Linked DNA regions of Homo sapiens: all the other regions are linked to region 1. The links are chromatin loops, found by intact Hi-C in ENCODE. Cell type or tissue: IMR-90. All regions are shown on one strand. Region 1 holds the start of LOC102724080 (a long non-coding RNA gene). Region 2 has its middle 57 kb from the start of C9orf153. Region 3 overlaps DAPK1 (death associated protein kinase 1).

Evidence for each region. Hi-C counts contacts between places; a loop is a spot of excess contacts. Peaks named below come from ENCODE experiments on the same cell type or tissue, not always from the same donor. Only the 100,000 strongest peaks of a DNase experiment are listed, where the experiment ranks them.
Region 2: it touches region 1 in a loop (3-fold over the local background); 2 of 110 quality-filtered maps call a loop at or near these places.
Region 3: it touches region 1 in a loop (7-fold over the local background); 17 of 110 quality-filtered maps call a loop at or near these places.

The regions. Positions count from the first base shown.
Region 1 is chr9:86,411,981-86,415,980 of GRCh38, reverse strand. LOC102724080 (a long non-coding RNA gene) reads right to left here and starts at 2,140. Exons shown (of 2, transcript XR_007061636.1): 1 at 1,411-2,140. In IMR-90, a CTCF peak has its summit at 1,519 (motif pointing left); no DNase peak of the experiment used is centred here.
Region 2 is chr9:86,200,950-86,204,949 of GRCh38, reverse strand. No RefSeq gene overlaps it. Among named protein-coding and RNA genes, the nearest start is that of C9orf153, 57 kb to the left of the region's middle. RefSeq lists a silencer at 2,435-2,484. In IMR-90, a CTCF peak has its summit at 2,458 (motif pointing left); a DNase peak (open chromatin) is centred at 2,459.
Region 3 is chr9:87,661,092-87,665,091 of GRCh38, reverse strand. The region is part of intron 18 of DAPK1 (death associated protein kinase 1); the gene reads right to left. Among named protein-coding and RNA genes, the nearest start is that of CTSL, 63 kb to the left of the region's middle. In IMR-90, a CTCF peak has its summit at 2,018 (motif pointing right); no DNase peak of the experiment used is centred here.

The DNA.
Region 1 (4,000 bases):
TCTGCCTGGAACATCCTTCCCAGATATGAACAAAGTCCACACACCTCACTTCTCAGGGCTCTGCTCCCATGTCCCCTCCTCAGAGAGGCTGTCCTACCTTGACCGCCCTATTTAAAGTAAAAGTAATACCCTGTCACTCTCTATCTTAACTTCCTGCTTCTGTTTTCTTTCTAGTACTTATCACCACCCAATCTATTAAATGCCTATTTGCCTTTTTCTGTCTTTCCAGTTGCATGTGAGCTTTAGGAGAGCAGAGACTTTGTCTACGATGTTCACTGCAGTAACCCCTATTCATAGTCTCACACTTAGTAGTTTTTCCATAAATATCACTTGGATGATGGAACGAATGAATACCAGACCAGGGCCCAGTCACTAGTCAAGACTTGGCCTTCTAGAAAGATCCATCTCATCCAGGACTTCTTAGACTCATATGTTCGGTGTATTTGCTGTAGTTGTGATTATGCTACATAGTAATTCCTTCTATGCATCTATTACCTGTAGGCATTAAGCTACACATTTTGTGATAACTTGTTTCTATTTTCTATTTTGAAAAAAATTAAAATTATGAAAAAGTTACGAGAATAGTAGGATGAACACCATACACCCTCTGCCCAGGTTCATCAATGTTAGCAGCTGAATACAGTTGCTTCATCTCCCCCTCTCCCACGCATTCATTATTGTTAGTGTTATATTCTGAGCATCTTGACATTACTCTTGAACTTCTTGCTAAAACATTTGAACACCACTGAAAAGCTGACTTCCTCAGAGTTTCCCATTTTCACACTAAATGTCCTCTGAGACCTAACCAATCTTGAGCGGACCAGTTAAATGGCATCAAAAAAAGTTAACAAACCCAGAAGCAATTTTAAAGGATAAAGTTAAGTTAACTTGGCTGGGCGTGGTGGCTCATGCCTGTAATCCCAGCACTTGGGGACTCTGACGTGGACAGATTACCTGAGATCAGGAGTTTGAGACGAGCCTGGCTAACATGGTGAAACCCCGTTTCTACTAAAAATACAAAAAATTAGCCAGGTTTGGTGGTGCACGCCTGTGATCCCAGCTATTCTAGAGGCTGAGGCAGGAGAATCGCTTGAACCCGGGAGGCAGAGGTTGCAGTGAGCTGAGATCGCGCCATTGCACTCCAGCTTGGGCAACAAGAGCGAAACTCCGTCCCCAAAAAAAAAAAAGTTAAGTTGACTTTTCACCAACCTAAAGTTAACATCATGTATTAGGAGTCAGAGTTAATGGTTCTCTAATTCTGTCTAGGCTTACCCTGTAAAGACACACAGGCAGAGAAAGACAGAGAGAGGGAGAGAGAGAGTTCTGCCCCAAACACATTTTGCCAAAATGAGCGTGTGACATGTTAAAGCATCATTTCACACCTCTATTGTAATTTAACTTTCTACTTACATAGATTTTGCTCTGAGTTCATCCTCATCGCAGCTTTATGGGAAAAATCACCAAATCCCTGTACAAAGAACTGCTGGGATTTTTTTCTTTAACTCTACTGCCATCTAGTGTTGAGAAAAGAGAATTCTGGACTCTGCAAAAAAGAATGTATATTATTTGCTATTTGCTTGTATATCTAGATTCAAACCTGTTTTATTGCAGAATAAATTTGGAAGCTATATCCACCATGATCTTCTTGTTTTATTTTGGATTCAGTAAAATTTCTAAGAAAAAAACTTCAAAAATTAGGCCATATTTCACATTATCCTGAAGGCAAGATGGACAGTAAGGCTTAGTTTTCCCAGCGACCCTTTGGCCCATTTGGCGTCACAAAGGAGTTCCCCTCTTCCTTCCAGCTATTTGTCTGGTTCTTTGGCATGACTTCTTTGTGATGCTTACTGGTCATTGGCTGTTTCCTGTGACTCCTGTGGGAATGTGAGCTCCCGGAAGGCAGAGATTTTGCCTTTTTTTTTTTTCTTTCCTGCTTTGTTCATTGATATATCCGAAATTACTAGAGCAAAGCCTGGAACATACATGACAAGCATTTAATAATTATTTATTCAATAAATAAAGGAATAAATGAAGGAATGTTGGGAATCATTCTAGAAATGGGTGTAAAGGCATACTAGGGGACTTCGAAAAGGTCATGGGGGCCAGGCACGGTGACTCACGCCTGTAATCCTAGCACTTTGGGAGGCCAAGGCAGGAGGATTACCTAAGGTCAGGAGTTCAAGACCAGCCTGGCCAACAAGGTGAGACCCGGTCTCTACTAAAAATACAAAAATTAGCCAGGCATGATGGTGCACACCTGTAATCCCAGCTACTCAGGATGCTGATGTAGGAGAATCACTTGAACCTGGGAGGCAGATGTTGCAGTGAGCCAAGATCATGCCACTGCAGTCCAGCCTAAACGACAGAGCAAGACTCCGTCTCAAAAAAAAAAAAAAAAAAGAATTAAAAGATAAAAATACCAGCCTGGCCAACATGGTGAAACCCCATCTCTACTAAAAATACAAAAATTAGCCAGGTGTGGTGGTGTGTGCCTGTAATCCCAGCTTCTCGGGAGGCTGAGGCACAAGAATCATTTGTGCCCAGGAGGTGGAGATTGCAGTGAGCCAAGATCGTGCCACTGCATTCCAGCCTGGCCGACAGAGCCAGACTCTGTCTTAAATAAATAAATAAATAAATAAATAAATAAATAAATAAATAATATAAACTTTATTTCCCAACATAAGCTTCATCAAGTTCAAGATACTTTTCTAAGTGATGATACCAACCATTTTGTCCATCCCTAAAGAACTGAGGGTCCTGGGAATTTAACCATGTTCATGTTGTCTTTTCTATGTTATTAACTGAGGAAAAATGGGTGATCTTTAAAGATTTTTTTAAGAATAGAAAACAGAAAGAAGTCAGATGGAGCCAAATCAGGACTGGAGGATAGGCACCTAATGATGTCTCATCAAAACTCTTGCAAGATTGACCTTGTTTGCTGAGAGGAATGAGCAGCAGCATTGTCATGGTAGAGAAAGACTCTCTGGTGAAGCTCTTCCAGGAGTTTTTCTGCTAAAACTTTTGCTAGCTTTCTCAAAATGCTCTCATAATAGTCAGATGTTATTGTCCAGAACATCAACAAGCAAAATGCCTTGAGCATCCCAAAAAACTGTTGCCATAACCTCAGCTCTTGACCCATCGTCTTTTGCTTTGACTGCACCACGTTCACCTCTTGGTAGCCATTGCTTTGATTGTGCCTTGTCTTCAGGACCATACTGGTAAAGCCATGTTTCATCTCCCGTTACTAGTCTGAAGAAATGCTTCAGGATCTTGATCCTATGTATTTAAAATTTCCACGGAAAGCTCGGCTTTTGTCCACAGCTGACCCAGGCACAACTGTTTTGGTACCCATTGAGCGGGAAGCTTGTTCAACTTTAATTTTTTAGTCAGAATTGTGTAAACTGAACCAGTTGAAATGTCGAGAATGTTGGCTATTGTTTGTGCTGTTAATTTTCAGTCCTAATAATGATGTTCCTTTGTCTATGATGATGGCTATTGTTTGTATTGTTGATTAGGGTATGAACAAGAAAATTTTTTCCTTGCAAATTGATGTGGATAGTCTGCTGCTGCAGGCTTCATCTTCAACAATGTTGTCCTTTCTTTTCCTTTTCCTTTTAAGAGACAGGGTCTCACTCTGTCACCCATGTCGGAGTGCAGTAGCACCATTGTAACTCTCTGCAGGCTCAAACTCCTGGGCTTAAGCAATCCTCCTGCCTCAGCCTCCCAAGTAGCTCAGACTGTAGGCATGCACCACCGCACCCAGGTAAATGTTCTATTTTTTGTAGAGAAAGGGTCTCACTTTGTTGCCTAAGCTGGTCTCAAACTCTTGGCCTCAAGCAATCATCCTTGGCCTCTCAAAGTGCTGGGATTATAAGCGTGAGCCACCTCACACGGCCCTGTCCTTTCCTAAAACAAGTTATTCATTTGTAAAATTATCACTTGAAGAATTTTCTCCATAAACTTTTTGTAAAGCATCAGTGATGTTACCATTCTTCCACCC
Region 2 (4,000 bases), 210 kb after region 1:
TTTCTATCTCCTTCAGTTCTGCTCTGATCTTAGTTATTTCTTGCCTTCTGCTAGCTTTTGAATGTGTTTGCTCTTGCTTCTCTAGTTCTTTTAATTGTGATGTTAGGCTGTTAATTTTAGATCTTTCCTGCTTTCTCTTGTAGGCATTTAGTGCAATAAATTTCCCTCTACACACTGCTTTAAATGTGTCCCAGAGATTCTGGTATGTTGTGTCTTTGTTCTCACTGGTTTCAAAGAACATCTTTATTTCTGCCTTCATTTCATTATGTACCCAGTAGTCATTCAGGAGCAGGTTGTTCAGTTTCCATGTAGTTGTGCAGTTTTGAGTGAGTTTCTTAATCCTGAGTTCTAATAAAAATGGGTAAGGGACCTGATGAGACATTTCTCAAAAGAAGACATGGAGATGGCCAACAGGTAGATGAAAAACTGCACCAAATCACTAATTATCAGGGAAATGCAAATCAAAACCACAATGCAATATCACCTTGCTCCTGCTAGACTGGATACTATAATAAAGATAAAATATAACAAGTGTCGGTGAGGATGCTGATAAAATGCACCCCTGTACACTGTTGGTGGGAATGTAAATTAGCACAGCCACTTTGGAAAACAGTATGGAGTTTCCTCAAAAAAATTAAAAACAGAATGATCATGTTATCCAACAATCCCAGGAGCTCTGGGTAACCCTTTCAACAAGATGCACAGAGGCGAAGTACACACTGTTCACAGCAAGAGAATAACATAGGAAGGGTCAGACAAGAAACAATCTGACTTGAGAAAATAACCAAGAGAATGGATACTTGGTCTTCAGTAGCTTCCCAGTTCCTCAATCTATGCTTTTTCTGGCTACGGCCCTGCTTTCCAGCTCCATGAGACACACCTGTGTAGGGGCCAAGGAAGAGCTGATGAATCAACTCACAAAAGGCAGATTAATTAGAGAAAAGGAATGCAAATTTATTTAACATGTATTCCTTGGGAGCCTTCAGAATGAAGACCCAAACATACAGGGGAGGGCCGTGCACAGTGGCTCATGCCTGTAATCCCAGCACTTTGGGAGGCCGAGGCAGGTGGATCACCTGAGGTCAGGAGTTCGAGACCAGCCTGGCCAACATGGTGAAACTCTGTCCCTACTAAAAATACAAAAAATTAGCCAGGCATGGTGGCAGGAGCCTGTAATCCCAGCTACTCGGGAAGCTAAGGCAGGAGAATCGCTTGAACCCGGGAGATGAAGGCTGCAGTGAGCTGAGATCACGCCATTGCACTCCAGCCTGGTTAACAGGGCAACAAGAGTGAAACTCTTTCTCAAAAAAAGAAAAAAAAAGATACAGGAGAAATTGTCCATTTTTATGCTTGGGTTCAACAAAGTACGGACAGCGGTGTAGAAATGTGATTGGACAAAATATGATTTTATGCTAACAGACAGAGGCGGGTAACCCTGCAAGGCCTGTCTGCCTAGATTCTTCTTGGCCTTTCTGAGCAGCATTCCTTCCTTCGGGGTGTGGGGCAGGGCCCTCTCTGGAATGGGGGTCTTATGACTTATAGTCAAACAGCGTTGGTCAGATAATTTCTTCACAGCTAGTTTTTGCACAGAAAGGTAGAGGGAAGGTTAGAGTAATATTTTTAGGTTTATGGCTGGCTTTGGGGAAAAGGGATTCTGGTTTCTCTGACTCACCCTGGGGAAGGGGAATCCTAGTTTCTATGGCTAGCCTGGGGGAGAATGGGACCGAGAGACAGCAGGGCAGGAGGCTGGAGAAACACTTTTGCTTCTGAGGCCTTCATTTTGGAGTACTGTTTTCTGAGCCTCAACATGTGAAATATTATCATAAACTCCCCTATTTTGCTTTAAGCTGGATTGAGTTGGTAGCTGTTATTTGCCACCCAAAGAGTCTTAATTAAGATAATATCAAATAGGAGAAAAAAATCAAAGAGACTGAGGACAGTAGAGAAGTTAGGAGAAATAAAATGCTTTGAAGGGTTCTGGAATAAAGGCATTGTTTACACTCTGTTTTTCCATAAAATAAATTCAGGTATTTGAAATAGACACATTTTACTTGTTCTTTTATTTGCTTTATAGTGATATAGAAATATGGAAATGAATCCCAACAAATCAAGGAGTAGTGATCACAACATAATAGAACATACATGATCACAAAGAGTAGTGATCACAACATAATAGAACGCATGCTATTAATCTAATAAGAATTTTAATATTATTATTTTGTACATTTTTATATATCCCTAACAAGTGGTAAGTAAACGCAGTTTTGAAAAAAAAAAAAGTGAATCTTTTTTTAACATACTCAAGTTTGCTTTTTAAATGAATCCATGATGCTGTGAACATCTCTGCCCCGAATAAAAGTTTATTTAACTTTAACATTTGAAGATTTTGAAGCTTACATATCTCTAAAATTAATCATATTAAGGGTCAAAGTTGAGTAGCATCCTCAGCATGCTATTGCCCCCTAGTGGCTAATAGTAAGAACATGGATTTGAGTCAGGCACTGCCCCAGCATGCGGCTCAACCAGCTATCCAAAACTACCCACTTCAGCTTAGCCATCTCACCCTGTACTAAGGAGATAAACTCGACCAACTGACTGTTGTTGGTTTCCATCCCCTAACCCCATCAGTAGTTTCTGAAGGGATTCCGTCTTTCCCTAGAAAAATCTTGCTCCCAAAATTCTGACCTCTTTCTGAGTTTTCCACTGTCTGCCTCCCAGGACCGGGAGCTCTAAGTCGTGAGCAAGCCAGGGAAGCTTGGGAGGTCACTCAGAGAAAGCACCCCAATAGTATCTTATCTGGCTGCCATGCCATGGGACATATCTTGAAAACAGCAAAAGCAAAGTGAAATGCTTTCCACTCCACCTTGCAAAATGCTGCATAGAGTGAAAACTACTGAGATTCATGGACTCGTGAATAAGGCCACAGGCAAGCTCTCACCTTGTTAAAAAGAGAGGCTGTCCTGTGTGTGCAAAAATACTTGGTGTCCACACTTCTTGATGAGTTACCTTGGGAGAATTCCTCAATTTATCTGGGTTGGGTTTCACTTGTGAAATCCTACCCTGACAAATTTGCCCCACCTGCCAAGGCACAAATAATCACTTACACTTCTGTGCACCCAGAGCTCTTTAAGTCTTTTCTTTCTTTCTCTTTCTTTCTTTCTTTCTTTCTTTTTCTTTTTCTCTCTTTCTTTCTTCCTTTCTTTTTTCTTTTTTCTTTCTTTTCTTTCCTTCTTTCTTTCTCTTTCTTTTTCTTTCTTTTTCTTTTTCTCTCTTTCTTTCTTCCTTTCTTTTTTTCTTATTTCTTTCTTTTCTTTCTTTCCTTCTTTTTTCTTTCTTTCTTTCCTTCTTTCTCTCTCTCTCTCTCTCTCTCTCTTTCTTTCCTTCTTTTTCTTTTGAGGCAGAGTCTTGCTCTGTCACCCAGGCTGGAGTTCAATGGCACGATCTCAGCTCACTGCAACCTCCAGGTTCAAGTGATCCTCCTGCCTTAGGCTCCCGAATACCTGGGATTACAGGTGCCTGCCACCACACCCGGCTAATTTGTGTATTTTTTAGTAGAGATGGGGTTTCGCCACATTGGCCAGGCTGGTCTCGAACTCCTGACCTCAAGTGATCCACCCACCTCAGCCTCCCAAAGTGCTGGGATTACAACTGTGAGCCACCGCACCTGTCTAAGCCGTTTCTATTTAAGTTCTTGCACATTGTATGAATTCTGCTTCCTCCATCAGGCTTTAAGCTTTTGAGGGAAAAATATTGTGTCTCAATCACTTTGGTCATTTTGTGGGCAGTCCTTGTGCATTATAAAAACTGAGGCTGTCACCTCTGTCTGAAATCTTTGGGCAGTTCCTTATCTATTTGCCCTCAAAAGAAAAGTACCTAGCCAATGAGACTGTATCCTATAGCCAGGGCAAAAGAAGCTGTTCTCAGAACAAGGAGTCTTTACTTTGCTGCTAACTAGCTCTAAGACCCTGAATAGCCCCTATCGAATTGCAGTTTTCTCACC
Region 3 (4,000 bases), 1.2 Mb before region 1:
TTTAAAATAGGGTGGTCCAGAAAGGCCTCCCTGAGAAGGTGAAGCTCGAGTCAAAACCTGCAGAAGGTGAGAGACCAAATCACATGGATACCTGGGGAAGAGCCACTCAGGCCCAAGAATAGCAAGTGCAAAGGCCCCCGGGCGGTGGATGGCCAGCACTTTTGAAGAACATCAAGGAAGCTCATGGGGCTGATGTGGAGGGAGACGGGAGGAGGCGGAACAGGAGATGGGGGTCAGGGAGGCAATGTCAGGGGCAGATCCTTGGGGAAGCCCCCATTTGAAGGGCTCTGATTCCCATGAGAAGTTGCTAGAGCATCTGAGCAAGGAGGATGAGATCTCACTTACGTCTGACCAGGCGGCTGCGTGGGGACCAGGCTGTGGACAGGTAAGGGTGGAAGCAGGGAGCCCACTTAGGAGGCAGCAATGAATTCCCAGTGATTCCTGCCCAAGGGCTCACTCCTGCTAGGAGAAATCCGGATACGATTCCAATAGAGCAAGGAAGGCGAAGGGACTACCAGCCCACAGGGGCAAATCACACACACCGGAGAGGCTGGAACAGAGGAGGTTTCCTGGGCTGGAGGTGAATGTTGATGGATGAGGAGGAGTGGGTGCCACGGAGTCTTCCCCGAATGTTATGGGCTGTGTGCCCACATGCCCGTAGCGGGCATTCCAAGTCTCTCTCTGAAGGCAGAGCGCCATCAGGTACCCTCAGGGCAGAAGTGGGCAGAGAGATGTGTGCCTGTGTGTGCTGATGCTGTGGGCACACTATGCGCAGGGGGTGAAGGGGGAAAGGGGAGCTCCAGGGTGAAAGAACAGCAGGTGACAACTCCATGATGGGGGAGCCGGCAGGGGCTTCCCAGGACCCAGCCACAACTGAAGGGGAGAAGAGGGGAAGGGGAGGCTGGGCAGAGGCTGCAGAGTTCACATCCTGAAGGCAGAGGAGCCCCAGGTGGAGGTGAAAGTGGAGCCCACTGAGTGGCTGGCATTTCTAGAAAGATAAACGTGGGGCTGGGATGGACTGGTCCCAAGGGGCAGGAGGCTACAGTGCAGGGGTGGGTGAAGAGTCCGACTGGTCTGGAGGAGACTAAGGTTAAGGGTGACGCCCTTAACCAGGTGGGGGCTGGAGAGGCGGGTGCTTCGTGGTCATGGAGAAGTGGGAGGAGACTTAGTAGGCTGCCGGCTAGATGCAAATAGGTGAGGAGAGAGTAAGAAGGGTTTCCATGATCCTGGGCAGAGTGACAGACAGATGCGGAAGCCCTTTGCAGAGGCTGAACACTGGGGAGGAGGAAGCACAGAACTGGAGGGAGGGACCCTGGTGTGGGGGGGCCGAGGGCCTCTGAAGGTGCTGTGTGAGGCTGGCACTCAGGGGCAAGCAGGGACCAGAGACCTGAGCATGGGCCTCAGTGTTGGACAGCTGCAAGTCTGGGGGCCAGAGAGGGCCAGGGGGATGGAGAGGGAGAAGATGGACCAGCAGGAAGCAGAGGCCTAGGGAGAAGCAGGACGCGGGGACTTTCTCAGCCCAGGCAGGATTGTCAGGGCGTGCCAAGGGTGCCCAGTCCTGGGGATATCCAGTGAAAGAGGCTTAGGGGCAGCAGCTGGGGCTTGGGTGGAAAGATAACAAGGAAGCAAAAGGAAGAGCTGGCTTCAAATCAGGGAGGGGCTCACAGTGGGCGGGAGCGGAGGCAACAGCTGGGCCAGGTTCATGGGGCCTTTGGGGTGGCTGGGAAAGTTCTATTCTTGACCTGCGTGGAATTCAAAGGTGTTTGTCTTATGGAAACCCACTAAGCTTTATATTGGTTTATGTGCTTTTTTCTATCTATGCTTTCTTTTATAGTAAGACAGTTTAGAAGGAAAGCTGTCAGGAGGTGAGTGGGGACTCTGCTGAGGGTTACGTGGAACGGAAGGCAAGACAGTGGAGGGTGCAGGAGTAGGGGAGGCAAGGACAAAGTGGGGACAGGACGTGCAGACTTGTTCAGGTCCCCCTGGCTGAGGACTCAGCGGAGAGGGAAGGTGGCAGCAGGGGGCGCTGGTGGTCAAGGGTGGTTCTGAAGGAGAGGAGGATGGAATTGCTTCTGGAGGGTAGGAGGAAGGCGTAGGTGCTGGGCCTTCCAGGAAGACCAGAGGCCCCTCCCTAGGCCTTGACTCAGCTTGAAACCTGGGGAGTAAGGATGCGCTGTGAGGGCACAGAAGGAAAGCTTTGTATAAACCAAAGAATGTGAAAAATCTCAATAATTTAAGAATACTGGAAGTCCTCGCCAGATCAACTAGGCAAGAGGAATAGAGGCATCCAAATTGGAAAAGAGGAAGTCAAATTATCCCTGTTCACTGATGATATGATTTTATATCTAGAAAACCCTGAGGATGTCACCAAAAAATTCTGAGTTAATAAATTAATTCAGTAAAATTTCAGAATACAAAATTAACATACAGAAATCATTAGAGTTCCTATATACCAATGACGATCCAGCCCCAAATCAGGAAGGCAATCCCATTTACAATAGCTACCAAAAAAAAAAAAAAAAAAAAAAAAACTAGGAATATATTTAACCAAGGAGGTGAAAGATCTCTACAAGGCAAACTAAAAAACACTAATGAAACAAATTATAGATGACACAAACAAATGGAAAAACATCCTGTGCTCACGGATGGGAAGAATTAATATTGTTAAAATGACCATACTGCCTGAAACAATCTACAGATTCAATGCAATCTCCATCAAAATACTCACCTCATTTTTCACAGAATTAGAAATAACAACTCTAAAGTTCATATGAAACCACAAAAGGTCCTAAATAGCCAAAGCAATCCTAAGCAAAAAGAGCAAAGCTGGAGACATCATATTGCCTAATTTCAAATTACACTAGATGGCTATAGCAACCAAAACAGCATGGTACCCACATAAAAACAGATAATGGAATAGAACAGAATAGGGAACCCAGAAACATATAGCCACATGCTTACAGCCAACTGTTCTCTGACAAAACTGATAAGAACATACACTGGAAAAAGGACACCCTTTTCAATAAAGAGTGTTGGGAAAGTTGGATATCTATTTGCAGAAAAATGAAACTGTATCCTTCTCTCTCACCATTTGCAGAAGTCAACTCAAGATAGATTAAAGACTTAAATGGAAGATCTTAAATTATAAAAATACTGAAGGAAAACTCAGGGAAAACTTTCTAAACATGGGTCTAGGCAAATAATTCATGACTAAGACCTCAAAAGCATACGGAACATAACTAAAAATAGACGAACAGGACTTAAACTAAAAGCTTCTGCACAGCAAAAGAAATAATCAACAGAGTGAACAGACAACTTGCAGAATGAGAGAAAATATTCGCAAACTCTACATTCGACAGGGAACTAACATCCAGAATGTACCAGGAACTCAAACAACTCAACAAGAACAACAAAAACCCCAAAATAATCCCACTTAAAAGTGGGCTAAGGACATGAAGAGACATTTTTCAAAAGAAGACAGAAAGCCCACAAACATGAAAAGCATGTTCAACATCACCAATCATCAGAGACATGCAAGTTAAAACCACAATGAGTATCACCTTAACACCAATCAGAATGGCCATTATTAAAAAGTCAAAAAATAACAGATGTTGGAGAGGATGCAGAGAAAGGGGAACTTTTATACATTGTTGGTGGGTATGTAAATTAGTACAACCTCTATGGAAAACATAGAGAAATTACGCACAGCAACTTCTCAAATGACTAAAAATAGAACTCCCATTCATTCCAGCAACCCTACTACTGGGTATCTACCTGAAGGAAAATAAATCATTATGTCAAAAACATACCTGCACTTGTATGTTCACTGCAGGACTACTCACAGTAGCAAAGGTAGGGAATCAAACTAAGTGTCCACCGACAGAGGACTGGACTTAAAAATTGTGGTATATATACACAATGGAATACTACTTGGCCATTAAGAAAAGGAAATCAGCCTGGGCGTGGTGGCTCACGCCTGTAATCCCAGCACTTTGGGAGG